Linked DNA regions of Homo sapiens: region 2 is linked to region 1. The links are chromatin contacts, found by Hi-C or POLR2A ChIA-PET in ENCODE. All regions are on one chromosome and are shown on one strand. Each heading gives the region's core, a stretch centred on a gene start or an enhancer-like site at or near the end of the contact. The rest is flanking DNA. Distances are from core to core; before and after follow the strand shown.

Region 1 (6,280 bases), core at 2,001-4,500:
TCTTTGATAGTGATATCTGCCTTGGAATTTCCACTGTGCCTGTTAAACTCTTTGAGAAGGATAATTCTGTCAACGTTTACTTCTCTTCCCCTTCTAGCCCCAAAGACTGAGGACAGTGTCCTCCTCATGCATTCCTGTGACGAGGAATCTGCACTGAGGTTTCTACTCTTTCCCTTACCAGGATTCTGAATTGTCTGTGACTGTCTGATATGATTGCTGATCTCTTTCCTGTTCTCAGATAGGACACAAGGGGTTCCATTCGGAGTTGGCTCAGGACATTCAGATGCCATTATTTTAGTAATGATCACATGATGTTTTGAGGGCAGCCTGAAAAAAATAGAGTCTCTAACAGAGGAGCTGGGTAAAATCAGAGTAGGACCATCTCTAATGCCTTTTCTAGCTCTCTTACTCTGATTTTGTGAATTTATCCTTAGGGACAGTTTTTCATCAGGATGAGACCCTGCTGTGGTCTGAATGTTTGTGTCTCTCTCCCCTCACCAAATTTATTTATATGTTGAAATCTAACCCCCAAGTTGATGGTGTTAAGAGGTGGGGCCTTTAGGAGACAGTTACATCATGAGGGTGGATCCCTCATGAATGGCATTCACGCCCTTATAAAAGAAGCTTAAGGGCCAGGTGTGGTGGTGCGAATCTATAGTTCCAGCTATATGGAAGGCTGTGGCCGTGAGAAGATTGCTTGAGGCCAGGAGTTTGAGGCTGCAGTGAGTGAATAACCCCTGCACTCCAGCCTGGACAACATAGCAAGACTCTCTCTTAAAATAGATAGATAGATTAGATAGACAGCCTAAGGGAGCCTGATTGCCCCTCCACCATGTGAGGACACAGCAAGAAGGCACCATCTGTGAACCAGGAAAGGAGCCCTCACCAGACATCTGATTTGTTGGTGCCTTGATTTTGGACTTACCAACCCCGAGAACTGTAAGAAATGAATTTCTGTTGTTTGTAATTACCCAGGCTAAGGTATTTTGTTAAAGCAGACCAGATGGACTAAGTCAGCCCCATAATGACCCGTTTTATATTTTTATTTATAATCTATCTGCTGCTTAATTTTGTGATTAGTGGCCAGCTACTGTTTACTCATCTTTTATTCATCTGTAAAACTCTTTTTAACTTGTCTTTGTAAGAAACGGTTGGCTAACAGATGAATTTTCAGGTTGTTCAGTTTTAAAATGTTTTACTTAAAAGGGTAAGACAACTCCCCAATGCAAAGTGTGACTTCAGAGATAACTTTCATTTCTTTGAAATGTAGGAAGTCCATAGCCATTGCTGGCTGACATCTTTCTGCTCAATATGCTCCAGGGGAAGATTATCAAATTTTAGCTTCTGAGCTTTCAAATGGCTCTTATTATCAGTGGCATATTACATGAAACTGGTTTTGGGCTCTTCAAATTTATATTTTTGGCAAAGGTGTTGGGAGATTTGATTTCATTCGTCATCACTGCAGTACCTGGCGCATAGTAGGCTCTCCATTTGGTGTGTTGGATGAATGAAGAAAGTGATTCTGCTAGTCAGTGGGGTTTAAAAACAAGTGTCCACCAACTTAATGGGTCCCCATTGATCCTGAGTTCACCTCTGTTGCCCTGTATATATGTGACCCCATGTTTATTGCAACCTTATGGGCATCTCAGGCACTGCAGAGAACAGCCTCTTAAAATTTCTGGTAGAGGCCTGGTGCGGTGGCTCACGCCTGTAATCCCAGCACTTTGGGAGTCTGAGGCGGACGGATCATGAGGTCAGGAGTTCGAGACCAGCCTGACCAACATGGTGAAACCCCATCTCTACTAAAAATATAAAAATTAGCCGGGCATGGTGGCATGCACCTGTAGTCCCAGCTACTCAGGAGTCTGAGGCAGGAGAATTGCTTGAACCTGGGAGGCGGAGGTTGCAGTGAGCTGAGATCGTGCCACTGCACTCCAGCCTGGGTGACAGAGCTAGACTCCGACTCAAAAGAAAAAAAATTTTTGGTAGACTCCTATGTGCCATTTCTGGAGAACTGAAATAGTAGTGGACATACATAGGATTCATTTTAGTGTAGATATGACTTTTTAGTGAAACTTGAAGTCCTACTTCCTGTGTGTGAAATAGGGTAATAGGATCACACCCGAAGAAATGCCGCCTTGTTCAAAAGTGACAGGATCGCTGTTCAGTTTGGAATATTGGAAAGTGGGCAGGTTTATTTGGAAGCACTTTGTTTTTACTATATGTGTAAAACTCCAGGGAGCATTGAATAGGATATGAGGTGCTCCCTTTGGCTGTGCATTAGCAACGTGGCAGTTACTGATCTGTCATTTACTTTGAAAAGGAATTACAAAGTTTTGGCCTCATGCCTGGAGTAGCTCCAGATGGTCAGAAAAGATTTTTGTACTGAAGTCAGAAAGTATATTGCAGTGATAGAATTGGGCTTGTCATGTTTATATTAGAACACTGGCTTCCCACTTTATTCCTCTGCAAAGTTTTTCTTTCTTTCTTTTTTCCCAGAGAGTGAGGGGAGGAAATTGTTGCTTTAGAGTTATGAGTCTAATATTTGGAATACTGTTGTTCTTGGTGATAATGATGTAGAGGTATGATTATGTGGTTAATGTAGTTACTTTGTCAACCTAAATACCCCTGATTCTTAGTATTTACAAAGGATGCATGAAGGCTTGGAATGTAGAGATACACCAAGACCATTGTAGCTGATGTAGAAATGCAGGTAAGAAGCTTCATTTGGGTTGCGTTTGCTTGTCTGATAACCTGGCTGTTAGCCCACAACTGTTATTTAGTAGCTTACCAAACTTCATCTGTTCTGTCTTCCCATGATTCTGTGGTTGCTAGGGGTAATGATGACGTTTGGGTGTTCAATATGGGTGGGAGGTGGGCCTGGGGAGATGAGCAGTGAGGCGATAATGATACTAACACCAAGTTTTGCCATTTTAGGCATTAGAGCATCTTAAATTCCACATATGATCTTGTGTACCTTCATATCAACCCTGGAAGGGGAACGATGTGATTCCTATTTTCCTGATGAGAAAACTGAGACTTTGGGAGGTAATATCTGCCCAAGGCAATATCTAGGTAACTCCCTTCTGCAGCCTGTTTACATATAGTTTTGGCGAAAATGACTACAATTTCCTGTCCTTTCAGGACAGAGGTGGCTACAGGCTTCAGGAAATAAAGCTCATTTTCCTCTGGGAAACTCAGGACTTGTCTGGGTTGAGCCATTTAGTAAAGCTTGGTCACAAGGCTCAGATTAAGACCTGGATCTACGTGCTGCTGTTCCCAGACTGCTTTCAGTTACTCTTGTGGTTACTGAGTAACTTGGGAGTTAGAAGAACATTAACAAAGTTTTGTGTTTTCGAAGAAAATGCTACACATGGAGAAGTGACACTAAGTTGCATACTTCAGAAAGGAATTTTTATCTGTTTTGAGATTCTGGTCTATACATTGAAAATGAACTAATTTTGATTATTATACTTTTAATTGGTTGCACGAGTGTGTGAACATAGGCAGCTCTTTTGAAGCACTTTTACTGAAAAGTGTAAAAATTTTTGTTGCTGTTGTTCAGTAGCAGACATATACAATACTCTCTTTTTGAGACATACACAATATTCTCTTATTGTGGATTTAGGGGTCTTGTACCAGATCACCCTTTTCTCAGATTGCAGCTCTTCCTCCTTGCTTTATGTAGAGTGGTTTCTAACTTGGTTCTTTCTCCTGTGCAGATATAAGACTTGGTCCGCAGTCTCCTACCCTCACCCAGTCTTCCATGAGCTATCAAAATCCTCCTCTAGGCTTTTATTATTTTGCTTCCTAATTTTGTCCTTTTAAATTTCCACTGTTTAGATATTATTCAGACAGCAGTGGTATTTTTCTGTATATAATGTGGCGCTGTAATTAGTTTGAGTTCTTTTGGGGTTGTGTCTTAAACAGCGAGAATGGCCTGATTGATGTGCTTTTTGAAGTCTTACTACCTTTTTGATGAGAAGGATGAAAGTGGTGTGGAGATGAGTTTGTCTGGCTTACTGTAAATCTGATCTGTGAGGCTTTTCTGCGTTCACTAAGGCACCAGAGTCGGACTCTGCTTTTTTTCTTGTTTGATGTTACTTTATTACACTTATGAATGAAATACTAATGCTGTTATTTTATAGAAGATCATAAAATAAAAGTACACTTTCTTAGTGTTTTATGTTTCTTTAAAAAGATAATTACCGTGAGTCATAGAGCTACAATTACATCAAGAGTTTCCTATACGAAGCAAAGTCTCTGGTGGGTTTTTGGTACAGTCTTTGCACCTGGATCAGTGGAGCAAAATGTCATCACACTTGAAAAAAAAATTACTTAACAGGCCCATTAAGAATCTTCAGAAGTTTGCATCTTGTTAGGGATTTGTGGTCCAAGAGTTAGTACTACAGAACAGGCTCTTTTGTAGACCTAGGGAAACCAGTTTGTTTCTCTGCCACTTAACCTGCAAGACTTATTATAGGTGTTTCCTTCTCCTGTCTGTTTTGAAGAGACTTCCTCTGGGAATTAATGGTAGAATACTTATGACTCCTGAGAGCAGAGAACGTTCAGGCCATCATCATCTTCTCCCTCTGGGCTGTACATGGCCTCCCTGTGTCTCTACTGCCTGTCATACCTCCCCACTCCTCCACCTCAGTCACAGGGCGACTGCCTTGCTTTCGGTCTACCTTTCCCAACTCTTCAGGCTCATCCTGGTGGATCCCATTCTGTAGCCCCTGCTGCTCTTTTCAGGGGATTCTATTTTGTCTTATACACTTTTGTCATTTAGTTACCCACCTATTCCCCCCAGTGGACTCCCATTCTGGGCTCCTGCAGAGGGCTTGTAAGTTCACCTTTATATCCCCAGGGTCAGAGCTGATGCTCTGCCGAGTGAATGGGGAAGCGCCAGAAAGAACAGAAGCTAATGATGGACTGGCTCGACCATGGCTCCCACTTTCAATACTCATCCCTCTGTTTCCTCAGACATTTTACTTGAATTAATTTTGTAGTTCTCCTTCTGAACTGCTGAGCAAGTATTTGGACACTTTGTGAGGAGCCTTTTTTTTTTTTTTTTTTGAGATGGGGTCTCACTCTGTCTCCCAGGCTGGAGTGCAGTGGCACAATCTCGTCTCACTGCAGCCTCCGCCACCCGGGTTCAAGCAATTCTCCTGCCTCAGCCTGCTGAGTGGCTGGGATCACAGGCTTAAGCCACCACGCTCTGGTAATTGTTTGTATTTTTGGAAGAGATGGGGTTCCACCATGTTGGCTAGGCTAGTCTCAAACTCCTGACGTCAGATGATCCACCTGCCTCGGCCTCCCAAAATGCTGGGATTACAGGCATGAGCCACCGTGCCCGGCCAGAGGAGCCCTCATTTATAGCAAGAATAAAAACATTTTGTCAGGAAATTTAATAATAAGCCCAGACTGAGTGCTTGCTATGTGCCAGACACTGTTCTAAATGCTTTACATGCATTTCTTCATTTAATCCTCACAGTGTCCTGAATTAGGTGCTTTATTTTATTATTTCCACTTTGCCAGTGAAGAAGCAGAGGTAGTGAGAGGGTAAGCAACTTGCCTGAAGTTAAAAGCTAGTCAGTTGTGGACTTAGGGTTTGTAGCCAGGCAGTTGTGGTCTTCAGGGAGGGGACATAACATCATTCCCCTCCTGAAACTCCATATTCCTTTGTAAATCTTATTCTGTGTTACATATTTTCCTGTCCTTCATTTAGTTATTTAGGTCAGCTTCTTGTACTTCTGCTGCAAAACGTTGCTGTCAATTTACTTGACCTGGTAACCTCCCGGTGAGTTTCGCCAGGGCTTCCAGTCAATTTAGCAGGTCACTCTAGTACCTGTGGGAGGGTGAGGGCATGGAATCCTCAGGAGAGGGCTCTGCTGTTGGCTGCTGTCTCCACTTGAAGTGGACAGTTTTGAATATCTTAATAAAATCAAATCGGATGTTCTTAGGTATTCATTCATTTTATTTTCCTAAGCAAAATGTTTTGTAAAATGCTGCTTTTACGTGGCTAGAGCCACTAAATATCTCTATTAATACTTTTAGGCAAAGGTTGAGATCTTTGAAGAATTAGTGGGTTTTAAAAATTTACTTATTTTTATTTTTTAATTTTAAGTTCTGGGATACATGTACAGAACGTGTGGGTTTGTTACATAGGTGAATGAGTGGGTTTTTTAAGTTGTTTTTGCGTGCCTTTAGTCTTACTGGTTTGCCTTAGTTTCTCTACTCTCCAGACTGCTGTGCTGACTTTTCATAGCTATCTGACTTT
Region 2 (6,280 bases), core at 1,939-4,438, 530 kb after region 1:
CCATATGGTGGCTGCGGTGCACTAAAGATACCAGTGTAGTGACTGGGACCTTTGTTCCTTCCCCAGCCTGAGGTCTGTTAGGGCAGTACCACTGCAACTGCAGAGGCGAAGGTTTGTGGGTTCACTCTGGTATTTATTTCCTCTTCGAAGAAATGCGGGGGTGCCTCTGATTGAAGTGGTCAGGCGGAAACAGGATGGTGGTGCTGGAGTCTCAGGTCGGGCAGCCCTATGCAGTGAGGACTGGGACTTGTGGGGAACAGTCTGACCGCTTTTCTAAGGTGGGCGCTCTGTGCTGGGGGTCTGGACCAGCCCCTGGTACTCACAGAGGACTTTTCAGAGCCTGGAGACAGTAAGGGCAAGGGCTGCAAGACAGCAAACATCACACCCCCCACCCTCTCACCCCCCAACCCCCAAACACTGGGAGCGCTGTCCCAGAGAGTTATGGAGCTGCTACTGGCTCAATATCCCTGGCAGGGGGTGGGTGGAGACCCAGGCCAGGAGGACTCATCCAGTGAGGAGAAACAGGTTTGGAGACTTGTGTAAAAAAGCAGTCTGGCCACTTTTCCACAGGACAGCCATGTTGTGCTGGGGGGTCCACTCCAGTCACTGATGGATCACCTTGCACTCTCTAAAGCCTGAAGGCAACAAGGACTGAGGCTGTGAAACAGCAAAGATGGCCGCCTACCCCTTCCTCTGAGAGCTCCCTCTCAGGGATGTGTAATGCTGCTACCAGCAGCTGGCTAGAGTTCCAAGCCAGTGGGTCTTATCCTGTGACCTCTGAAGTGCTATGGAAGTGAGGCCTGCAGATCATCGCTGCTCAGCCCCCTGGATTCAGCCCCTTTCATAGGAGTAGGTATGGGGGTCTAACCTCCCACTTGGCTGGAGTAGCAGTTACTTTTGCCAGGAAGCCAGGATATCTAAGGCTCCTGGGGCTCCGTGTGTACCTGAGCGGCTGCTCTGCCAAGACTCCCCATAGCTCTGTGTATCTGACTGAAGGCCCTAGTGGAGTGGGTTCATGAGGGGATCTCCTGACCCAAGAGTAGCAACGATCCATGGGAGAAGCATTGGTCCGCAGGGTCGCTCATTCACTCACGGCTTCCCTGGATGGGGAGGTTCCCCTGGCTCCATGTTTCTCCCGTGTGGGCGGTTGTCCTGCCCTGCTTTTCTCCATTCTCCATGGGTCAGGTTGTTTTCTTGATGAATTCCAACATGTGTATCTGTATGTTTCGGTTGAAAGTGCAGTATTTACTCGCCCCATCTATTTCTCTCTGTGAGAGCAGTACACACTAGCTGCTTCTGGTTGAGCGTAAGAAAAATAAATGCCCTTTTAATGTGTTTGCTAGAAGATAGAAAACATTGCAAAGAACAGAGTAGAATTCATATTCTTAAAAACAAATATGAAAACTTATTCTACTTTCCTTCTTTACCAATGAAAATAAACATATTTATTGTCCTCAATGCACTTTTTTCTTTGAAATAATAACTCCTCAGAAAGACCGTTGCAGTTAAGAATATCAGCTGTCACACAGAGCTAAATCCTTTTAATTGTGAATTTTTTCCCCACAAAGCATGATGAACTACGTCTTGACAGGGCAGGCAAAGTATTAAAGTAAAATATTTTTCCCCACATTTTATTTTTCTTTTCTTTCTTTCTTTCCTTTTTTTTTTTTTTTTTTTTTTTGAGATGGAGTTTCACTCTTGTTGTCCAGGCTGGAGTGCAATGGCGTGATCTCAGCTCACTGCAACCTCCACCTCCTGGGTTCAAGCAATTCTCCTGCCTCAGCCTCTGGTGTAGCTGGGATTACAGGCACACGCCACCACGCCTGGCTAATTTTTGTATTTTTAGCAGAGATGGGATTTCACCACATTGGCCAAGCTGGTCTCAAACTCCTGACCTCAGTGATCCATCTGCCTCAGCCTCCCAAAGTGCTGGGATTACAGGTGTGAGCCACTGCGCCCAGCCCCCATTTTCTGAGGTGAAATGAAGGAAGAGTTAATCATTCATGCTCCTTTTCTTGGGTTCAGCTGCCATCCTTACTTACCTCTGATGGAGGACTAGGGATTTCTGGGACTTGAACTCCTGTTATAGAAGGTCAGATTAGCCTTAAGCTGAACAGCAGCAGCTACCTGGGCCTTTCTCCCCTGAATAAAAGTTCTGAAGATCTAAAATGAAAATATGAAAGGAAAGAAATTATCAAGTTCTGTCTACTAAATATCTCAGTGGATTTCCTACCTCAACTGGTAGATTTGTCTTAAGGCCTTTGTTTGGAGTGTTTTCCTACAAGTCTCAAAGTCTAACAAAAGCAGGCGTTCCCGGTCAAGCTCTGCCAAATTCACCACGTGACCTAGGACCTGAAGTGAACTTTCGTTTCTCCTGTTCTCTCTCTTTCCGACCTTCCCTCCCCGCCAAGGCAATGCAGACAGGGACTCAATATATTATTTTGAGTTCTCCATAGGAAAAGAATTATTATTAAAACAATAAGCTCTCAAGATAAATACCTTTATATAATGTATATACATTCATATATACATGAGTATATACTAGCTTTCATATCTGTATTCTTTTTTTTCTTTCTCACCCAGAACTCAAGAAGACATGCCTGTATCCCTTTTTTTTTTCTCTTTTGAGATGAAGTTTCACTCTTGTTGCCCAGGCTGGAGCGCAATGGCGCAATCTCAGCTTACTGTAACCTCCACCTCCTGCATTCAAGCAATTCTCCTGCCTCAGCCTCCTGAGTAGCTGGGATTACAGGCGCCCACCACCACGTCTGGCTAATTTGTGTATATTTAGTAGAAATGGGGTTTCACCATGTTGACCAGGCTGGTCTTGAACTTCTGACCTCAGGTGATCCACCCGCCTCGGCCTCCCAGTGTGCTGGGATTACAGGCATGAGCCACCGCACCCGGCCCAACATGTCCGTATTCTCAAAGCTATAGAGGTGTCTTTGCTATTTTGTTCTCTTAGGTAAGAACCGGGTCCTCACCTTACACTTTATTCCTCAGGTGAAGAGACTCTGTGTGTGTCCATTCAGGGAAGCATGAGAGCATTTGATTTCAGCTGAGCAGGTTTAGTCATCTAGGAGCTGCTCTCTTAAGTGTTTAACACAATCGTTAACTAACTAAAACTTGCAGGAAATTAATCTGGAATTTCCCAGTAATTACATGTTTTAGATAAGTTTTTGAATTGAGTCCAAGATGATGTGATAGTGCATGTTCATAATTAACTAAGAAACTGAGAAAAGCTTTCTTAATCTAAAAACAAAGCCAAAAATCTTTCCATGCAAGGAAAGAAAATCTTAATTGATTAACTCATTAATAGAGCAGGGAAAAGAAAACAAAAGCAAAAGCAAAAAAACTAACTTGAGATATAGCTGAACTCATAATGTGTATTTGTTTTTATTTCCAGTTGCTGCTTACCATTAGCTGTGCAAGACCAAAGGATTTTGTGCTTTCTCTTGCCTAGTAATTGTTCAGTCCAAAATTTAACCATGTTGTTTTTGTGTTATTACCAGGAGCAAGAGGACATGTGTATTGGTGAGAGAAGAGGGGTGAGGAGTCAGGGATAAGATGAATCTGATTAACTTCAGGGGTTATTAGAATAAATCTTGTAGGCTTGGAGAATCTTGTAGGCTTGGAGAATCTAGAGTTCTATGAGAAATGGTAAGCAGACTTCATAAATCCTGTCTGCGTTGCTGCTATGATCTTGGCCTTCCCCTGACATACTCCCAAGAAATAGAAACGAATAGAAATAGAAATCTAATAGAACTAGAAATAGAAATATTTCCCAAGAAATAGAAAGTAAAACTGACAAAGCCAATGCAAAGAAATCAGTTCGGAAGCTGTTAATTTTCACACGATCTGTGTTCAGTAACCGCCCTCTATCGGCTCTCCTGAATAGCACACTATATGGGACGGAGAATCTGAAAGGCCTTTTTGCTGGTTTTCTTACTAACAGAGAGTTCATAAACCAGGATCTTCTTCAGCCTCCAAGGTAAGGAAATGTGTGATCTCCAAGCTCCCTCTTGTATGTATTGTGAACGCCACTGTCAGAAGAGAAACACCAAAGTTATTCACCTGGAAATGTTGCAGTATGAAGACCATGTATTTGATGGAGAGGTTATTTAAATGGTAACTTTGTTAATGAATTTCTTTGCTAACTTTCCCTGCTTTATTTTCATGCCAAAAACCAGAGAGGTACAGAGAACAGAACTCGGCACCACAGTCTAAAAGTGTTAAGTTTCAGGCACAACACTGCTGTTTTTGAGCTGTGGGTCCTCAGACAAGCCATTTTAGCTTTCCGAGCCTCAGTTTCCCACTTGCCTGCTTCTTCACCACTTCCTGGGGTGATAAGAGAAGACCAAATGATATGTTTGTGAAGGTGCTTTGCCACTCATGTACCCTATGCAGACCCTATTATTAGTAGTACTTTATAAAAGTAAGACATCATTTTCTCATTTACAGGACTGAGGATTAGAAAGAATAATGCTGGGTTTCTGGCTGCCTCCGCTTTTGAGGGCCTAGGAGGCATTCTGACCTAAAGAGAGTAGGCAGTGGAGTCAGACATAAATGTAAACACTGTTAGTGTGACCTTTGCAGATCATCTGTCTGCCCTGTGCTTCTATTATGCTATCTATCTGCAAAGTAAAGAACTTCTTTACAAAATGCCTCATACAAGTGTGAATACAACAAACAAGCTCCATCTCTAAAGTTCTTCATAGAAAACAGAATTATAAGACGCACTCAGTATCCAAGGATAAATGATACCAGGAAAGGGCCAAAGTTAATTAATCCTCTTACAATAAAGAGCATATTTCAAGGTAAATAATAAAAATAATTATCTTAAAATTAACAAAATGTATATGGTTATTTGCAACTATGCATTAATTCTTAGCCCAAAGAATGTTGAGGAGTTGATTTGGCATGAAGAGGACACATTTTCTTGGACAAAATTATAGGATGGCACAGTGCGACTTTGTTTAGCTCATACTACCTTTCGGTAACACCATCAAAGGGGATCTTTTTTACCAAAAACATTTTTTAAATCAAGGGTTTTCATCAATTTTCCAAAGGGATTAAAAAAATTCCCTGACATTTAAGCTGGTACATTTTGGAAGCATTTCTTGTATCATCATCCTTACCCATTACTCTTCTTTAGTGTTAATTTATATGATTCCTTGTCCGTTTTTTTTCTTCAGTTTTTACCTAGTCTGTTGACACGTGACTATACTTGATGTTGGAGCAGTTCTCCAACATTATTTTCATCAATTTCATGAAATTCTGCATCTTTTGCAAGAATCACAACTCCACTTTGCCATCTATTTGACTTGTGTTGTCAGATGTTTACAGTATTCTACAAGCAATAAGAGTTAGGCTGAAAAAGTTTTGACTTGTGATCAGGGATAGTCATTCAAGCTAAGCAGAGAAGATTGTTTGAAAGGGGAACAATTTTATGGGTGTTCGGTTCATGAGTGAATACTTTCATGTAATGGCAAATATTCCTATATAATCATGTTCTAGAGGAATTTAAGTAATGAAAACTCAGATAAGAAGGAGTCTCTGGGCCAGGTGCGGTGGCTCATGCCTGTAATTCTAGCACTTTGGAAGGCTGAGGCAGGCGGATCATGAGGTCAGGAGATCGAGACCATTCTGGCTAACACGGTGAAACCCCGTCTCTACTAAAAATACAAAAAATTAGCTGGGCGTAGTGGTGGGCACCTGTAGTCCCAGCTACTTGGGAGGCTGAGGCAGGAGAATGGCGTGAACCCGGGAGGCAGAGCTCGCAGTGAGCGGAGGTTGTGCCACTGCACTCCAGCCTGGGCAACAGAGCGAGACTCCATCTCAAAAAAAAAAAAAAAAAGGAGTCTCTGATAATGCTTTTTTTTCTATCCAAGAATTCCTTTTTGCATTTTTGGTTCAGTTGTGGTGGATTTAGGCTGAACCACATTCACTCTCATATAAAGGACCTGCATTTGCTTGTCAGTTCCCAGCCTGGGTTAAGGGGTGCTAACTTTGCCCGATAAGATCAATTCATTTCCATGGTGTTCTAAATCAATGTCTCTTAAACTCCATTCTGTGCTATTCTCTTTATTAATATTCTGCAAACATATGTAAAATAATGTTATATTTTAGTAGTTTGATGTCAAACAAAATTAAAAGTGATGATTCATTGAATTCATTATTTCTACCAGTAAAGAGAACAGTTAATTTTTTGTTATGTAAAAAGCCAGTAGTTTAATTAAAACACACCACTAAGAGTGAAAGACTGGGAAGAGATATGATT

Evidence for each region. Hi-C counts contacts between places; a loop is a spot of excess contacts on that map. ChIA-PET counts read pairs that join two places held with the same protein, here RNA polymerase II (POLR2A). Pooled maps may share reads with other maps.
Region 2: a map with no recorded cell type shows a loop between it and region 1 (2.0-fold over the local background). The contact joins the promoter of LINC02068 here to the enhancer-like site in region 1. A Hi-C loop is called at or near these places in 1 of 37 single-sample maps with no recorded cell type and 4 of 50 pooled maps. POLR2A ChIA-PET finds 5 or more read pairs at or near these places in 2 of 52 experiments (HepG2 and activated naive CD4-positive, alpha-beta T cell).

What each region holds. Positions count from the first base shown.
Region 1 is chr3:172,063,366-172,069,645 of GRCh38, forward strand. All of the region lies in intron 1 of FNDC3B (fibronectin type III domain containing 3B), which reads left to right. Among named protein-coding and RNA genes, the nearest start is that of FNDC3B, 27 kb to the left of the region's middle. Within about 2 kb of position 3,251, at least 5 of the 41 ENCODE cell types and tissues checked have a DNase peak (open chromatin) inside an H3K27ac peak, as active enhancers do.
Region 2 is chr3:172,592,419-172,598,698 of GRCh38, forward strand. LINC02068 (long intergenic non-protein coding RNA 2068) reads right to left here and starts at 3,189. Exons shown (of 4, transcript NR_146714.1): 1 at 2,985-3,189; 2 at 2,043-2,163. RefSeq lists enhancers at 1-730, 1-122, 793-932 and a silencer at 3,701-3,995.